Regions from separate parts of the Homo sapiens genome. Here region 1 is linked to region 2. A link is an interaction called in ENCODE POLR2A ChIA-PET data of the cell type or tissue named here. Cell type or tissue: MCF 10A. All regions are shown on one strand. Each heading gives the region's core, and the rest is flanking DNA. Links, peaks and the distances in the headings are about the cores only.

Evidence for each region. Peaks named below come from ENCODE experiments on the same cell type or tissue, not always from the same donor. Only the 100,000 strongest peaks of a DNase experiment are listed, where the experiment ranks them.
Region 1: POLR2A ChIA-PET joins it to region 2 with 5 read pairs; 2 of 35 experiments call an interaction of 5 or more read pairs at or near these places.

The regions. Positions count from the first base shown.
Region 1 is chr7:18,801,508-18,804,331 of GRCh38, forward strand. All of the region lies in intron 17 of HDAC9 (histone deacetylase 9), which reads left to right. Among named protein-coding and RNA genes, the nearest start is that of HDAC9-AS1, 99 kb to the right of the region's middle. In MCF 10A, for the core only: no CTCF peak of the experiment used is centred there; no DNase peak of the experiment used is centred there.
Region 2 is chr7:18,889,354-18,892,177 of GRCh38, forward strand. The region is part of intron 22 of HDAC9 (histone deacetylase 9); the gene reads left to right. The region is part of intron 2 of HDAC9-AS1 (HDAC9 antisense RNA 1); the gene reads right to left. Among named protein-coding and RNA genes, the nearest start is that of HDAC9-AS1, 11 kb to the right of the region's middle. In MCF 10A, for the core only: no CTCF peak of the experiment used is centred there; a DNase peak (open chromatin) is centred at 1,068.

The DNA.
Region 1 (2,824 bases), core at 225-2,724, 88 kb before region 2:
GGAATTTTTGCATATAAGTTAATTACTGAAATTGGTCTGTAATTCTTATAAAGACCCATCAATCTAGTGCATCAGGGCTTCATAAAGTGAATATGAGACTGTCTCTATATTTCTCTACTTTAGAGTAATAGTTCGGTAAAAATTGGGAAATTTGTTTTCTCAACGTTTGGTAAAACTTTCCTCTAAAGTCACAGAGCCTTGTTATTTAGGAAGATTTGTAACTACTGATTCAAATTCTTTCATTATTATGAAACTATTTGGAATTTGTATTTCTTTTTGAGTCAATTTAGGAGTGTTGTATTTTTTCTTGACATTTACATATTGGAGCCAAATTTTCAAAATTAGTCATATGAATCCGTTCATAATATCCTCTTTTAACACTTCAATGTTTGCAGGAGCTTTAGCAATATATCTTTTTCATTATCATACCGCTTATTTTTCCTCTTTTTCTTGATCAACTCTGTCAGAAGTTTGACAATTCTCTAATTCCTGTAGAGCAAACTTTGGCCTTTGTAGATGTCATATATTTTATGAATTTCTTCTATTTTTATTATTTATTTTATTTGGGGGGAGGTCATATATTTCTTTTAATAATTTCTTAAATTATTTAGCTCATTATTTTACAACCTGTAGTCTTTTCTACTTATTAGAGCTATAAATTTTTCTTTAAGTACTATTTGAGTTACATGCTGTTTTCTATAAAGAATTCTCAAGAGTTTAGTTTTTAAAATGTCTTATTTCCATTATCTCCTTTTTTGAGCCATTAGTGTATTAAATGTGTATTTTTAAATTTCCAAACGTATGAGTGTTTTAGTCACAATTTTTGTTATTGACTCAATTTAAATATAAGACATTCATAAAATTTGATCTGTATCATACTAGTTCCTGGAAGTTTATGAGACCCGCTTTATTGACAAGTGTTCTTGCTATTTGTAAAATGTTCTTTGTGTGCTTAAATAGAATCGGCATCCACATATTATTGAGTGTAATATTTTATATGTCCATTAGCACAAGCTTATTAATTATTTTGTTAAAATAGTCCATATTTGGCTGCAGGATTTTTGCAAGATTCTATAATGGCTATTTAAAAATGTGGTGTTGAAGTTTCCACATATCATGATAGATTTTTTTATCTTTATGGAACTGTTAATTTTTGCTTTAGATATTTAAAAACTCTGTTATTAGGTACAGTAAAATTAAGACTATTATATGCTTATAAATCCTTTATTAATATTTAATAATTATCTTAAGTAAATATTTTTATCCTCAATTATATTTATGATATTAATATAGCAAAAACAGCTTTTTTTCTTTTCTAGTATTTTCCTGGCTTATCATTTACCATTCCTTTACTTTCAGACTTTCTCTTTATTACATACTAGGTCTATCTCCTATAAACAGCATTCCTGGATTTGTTTTCTAATATGACTGTGTATTTTAATTGGGGAGTTCAATTCACTTATATGTGTTATGATTTATAATATACTGAAACATATCTCTATCATCTTATTTTGTTTTTTCTTTTTGTTCCATTATTGGTTTGTCCCCTTACTTTCACCCGCCCCTTGCTTTATTTTTAATTAAATTAGTTTATTTTTTCTCTATGTGACCTCTTTTTTCAGAAAATGCACACTTTTTTTCTATTATTTTAGTAACTACCTTTAAAAATTTAACCTACTTATAACACATCCTAAACTTCACTATCTTTTTTTTCCCACCAACAATACAAGAACTTTATGTTTTCTTTCTATTTTAAAGCAATAGTCATGTCCTAACTTACATGCTTAGGACTTTAGTTGTATTTATAAAAGACTAGTAGCACTGACGAGGTATGATTGTACTGTTTTAACCATCAGTGTTTCTCTATACTTGCTCGCTATTTACCATTTTTCTTATCACCATTTATGATTGTATCTGAAACCTCTGTTCTGGGATTGTTTTCTTTCTTCCAGGACATTTTTTCGGATTTTCCTTACTGACGGTTTCTCAGTTTTTATTTATCTATGATGTCTTTTACCCTCATTCTTGAAAGACAGCTTTGCTAAGTACACAGTTCAAAGTTGATAGTTTCTCTCAGCACTTTAAATATCTTCTGTGCTTTTCTGGCTTCCAATTTTGATGAGGAAAAATCAGCTGATAGTCTGATGATCATTTCTTGTAGATTTTCTATTTTTTTTCTCTTGGATTTCTTTTAATGTCTTCTTTTTGGATTTGTTATACTGTGTCTTGCTTGCCATGTATTTTTAGTGGATTTTACTCAGTCAAGTTGTTTAAAATATATACGTATTAGGAAAATCAAAATTTAATGCAGCCAGTCAGTGATATTTTGTGATATATCCCTTGCAATAGACTGCAAGCAACCTTGCTGATTTCAATAATCAATGATTAATTTATTTAAAAAAAACATGTTTCAAGTACCTATCATATGCCAGAAACTACTTTAAATACTGAAAATACTGTGGTGATCCAGACAGGGAAATTAGGTTTCCTGCTGAAGAGCAATGATAAAGAGATAAACAAATGGACATATGATACAAGTTCATGTGAAAATGTGTTATGGATAAAAGTAAAGGATGAAAGAGAGCTAGAGGAAGGCTGAGCAAGAAGGCTAGCTCTGTTAGCTTATCAGAAAGCTTTACTGATAAGGAGAGATTTGTGCTGAGTGAATTAAGGGAAGCATTATGTAGATATGTGGGGAAAGAATATTCCACACAGGAAAAAAGCAAATACAGAAGCTCTCTCAGGGTGGGGCAAATAAGCAGGTCTTGACATGTTTAAGAAACTTCAAGGCCTGAGCGTCTGAAAGTGAGATGAGGTTAGAGAG
Region 2 (2,824 bases), core at 27-2,526:
TACTATGTGTCCCCAGGGGCTAAAATATCACCTCAGCTATTGTCTAGGCTCCAGAAATATTTATTGACTTTCATGTATGGAGTGATTTAAAAAAAAATGATCTATTTAAAAATATATTTAAAGTCAATCTCTTTATTTTTTCTTTTACTTGAAAAGTTTGCTGCATGGGTGTTTATTCAAGATATTTTCATAATAAGCATCCATGTTGTATTGTGCTTGTTGCTATAAAAAAAAGAAAAGGAAACAATGATCAGCCTGCCAGACCAGTACTTGGCAGTGGTTCAAAAAGCAGGCTCCACAGTATATACACCTTTATAGGACCAACACATGGGTCTGCCACTTTTCTTCTTTGTTTTGTCGTTGAGATAGTGTCTTGCTCTGTCACCCAGGCTGAAGTGCAGTGGTGCAATTATGGTTCATTGCAGCCTTTAGCTCCTGGGCTCAAGTGATCCTCCCACCTCAGCCTTCTACATAGCTAGCACTACCGGCCTGTGATACCATGCCCAACTCATTTTCCTGTAAAAAATTTTTTGTAGAGGTAGGATCTTGTTATGTTGCCCAGGCTGGTCTTGAACTCCTGTGCTCAAGTGAGCCTCTTAGCCTTCCAAAGTGTTGGGATTACAGGCGTGAGCCACCGCCACTGGCCACTGCCACTTTTCTAATTGCGTGACCTTGGGCAACTTACTTTCCCTTTTAGTGGGCCTTAATTTCCTCATATGCAAATAGGACTATATCTCATAGATTTATGAAGAGTAAATACAGAAACTCATTTAAACATCTCAGCCTAAAGCCTGACATTTAGCAAGCACTCAACAAATGTTAGCCAATATTAGATAGTCTTATCATGTCCATGTGCCTCAAAAGAGCTCTGGATTATAACATCTTTAATGCCTGCATAGCAACTCTTAATGCATGACAGTTGAACAGTTCTAGATCTGTGTTTTGATAACAGCATATAACTATCTGACTTTTAAATGCTTCAAACCACCTAACAGATGAAAACTGCTGTAATGAGCAACCACCAAAAGTCTACAATACACGAGTCATAGAGTTTTGGAGATTTGTTTTGGAGAGTTTTGGAGATCTGCCCATAGGATGACTCTCCCAGACATCTATGTAACAAGGAGTCAGTTTTGATAGCCAAGCACACGTAAATAGTACAGGTTTAATAATATTTGGGACATTTAGCAAACTTCTTCATTTAGTAAGCATTTCCATAAACATTTCAAAGATTTTCATATGTGGGAAAGAAGAGTTTATGCTGCTCAAGATAAATACAAAGAATGAAACAGAGGGAACGTTTCTGTTGATGATTGGAATTATACCACATCCATTGTGGTCGATTACCTTTTGAAAAGCAGATTTTTTAAACTAAAAAGGAAATTCACTACAGTGTAACATAGAAGTATTAATATTTACTTTGGGGCTGTAACATAGAAACTTATCTTTGATGGCACCGTAATATAAACTTTAAGCGAAAGTAGAAAATAGATGAAAGGATAGGTGGAGCTAGTGATGAAAAGACAAAGGTAAGCCCAGAGAGACCAGGCAATTAGACCAAGGTAGTGTACTCAGGATTTAATTTATTTAGCTGACCTGTACTGACCTCCAGCAGTCTAGGATATTTTGGCGAGTCTGTCTGATCTGGGTTTCATAGCACGTATTTGTGCGCTATATAAAATCCAGCTGTCTCATTTAGAATTGCTTATCTCAGATTCAGAATGAGCTGCCAGCTCTGTTCATTTGTTTGCACTTTTCTGGATCTACTATAAACAGTTTTCTCAGATGTTGTTACTCTTTAGTCAAAGATTTCTCCCCACAGCACTTTCCTTATGCACAATATTTCCTTCCTGCCTTAGGGTAATCATGTAAATAAAGTGAGTCCCTAAAACCACTTTGTCGCCCAAGTAGCCAGCAGAGGGAATCATTTATGAAATGTAGTTAATTTCAGTAACTGACAAGCACATGAAGTGCCTAAAGAAAACAGGAGTGTCAGGCTACTTGGGATGGTTCCAGGAAGGTCCTCTACTTTAAGAGCTGCATTTTACTAAGGATCCTGATGGTTATTAGAACTTTTCCTGTTGTTTTACTCAGTAGTCTCCAGGGGACTATTTGGCACTTGGGTGCAAAATGAGATCAGCAATTAGGAAGAACCACTGCAGGCACTTGAACAGTAAATCATTGAGTACCAGGCTTAAGAGCTAGTAAGTACCAGGCCAAAGTAATAGCCTAAGGATGGTGGCAAGTCTGGCTTCTTAGTCTTTCCAGGGTGCTTGGGGCCCTAGCTCCTTGTGTGACTGACTTGAGGTGGTGTTCAGATATTTAGCAATGGGAAAGTTGTAATCAACTTTCAATCCCAATAGATCACCAAAGGTTTGGAAGTTTCATCAACTTGGAACCTGAAAAGTCTACACTATTCACATCTATTTAAGGGCAGCCCTAGACCCACCTTCCACATAGGACACATAGGACAGAGATACTAGTGTCAAACAGCCTGGCAGGTCTTTGTATGAATGGATTCATTCCCTCTGGGGGTGATCTATTTGATTAGATCCAGCTTATCTATTTGATGACACCCATGTAGGTAAAAAATAAAAATAAAAAATAAATCTTGGAGAGTAAAATAAGTAATTTTTTACTTGCAACCAAAGGCACAATTACCACTTATTTCCAAGCTCTGATTACTTCATTTACTCCCATGTAACAATCAAGAAAAGAATGAAAAAGAATGAGGGGAAATAGTGAGCTTTCAAGGAGTTTATTGGAAGAAACACAAACTAGGAAATAGGAGACCTGCGTTCTACAGACACGAAGTATCTATTTG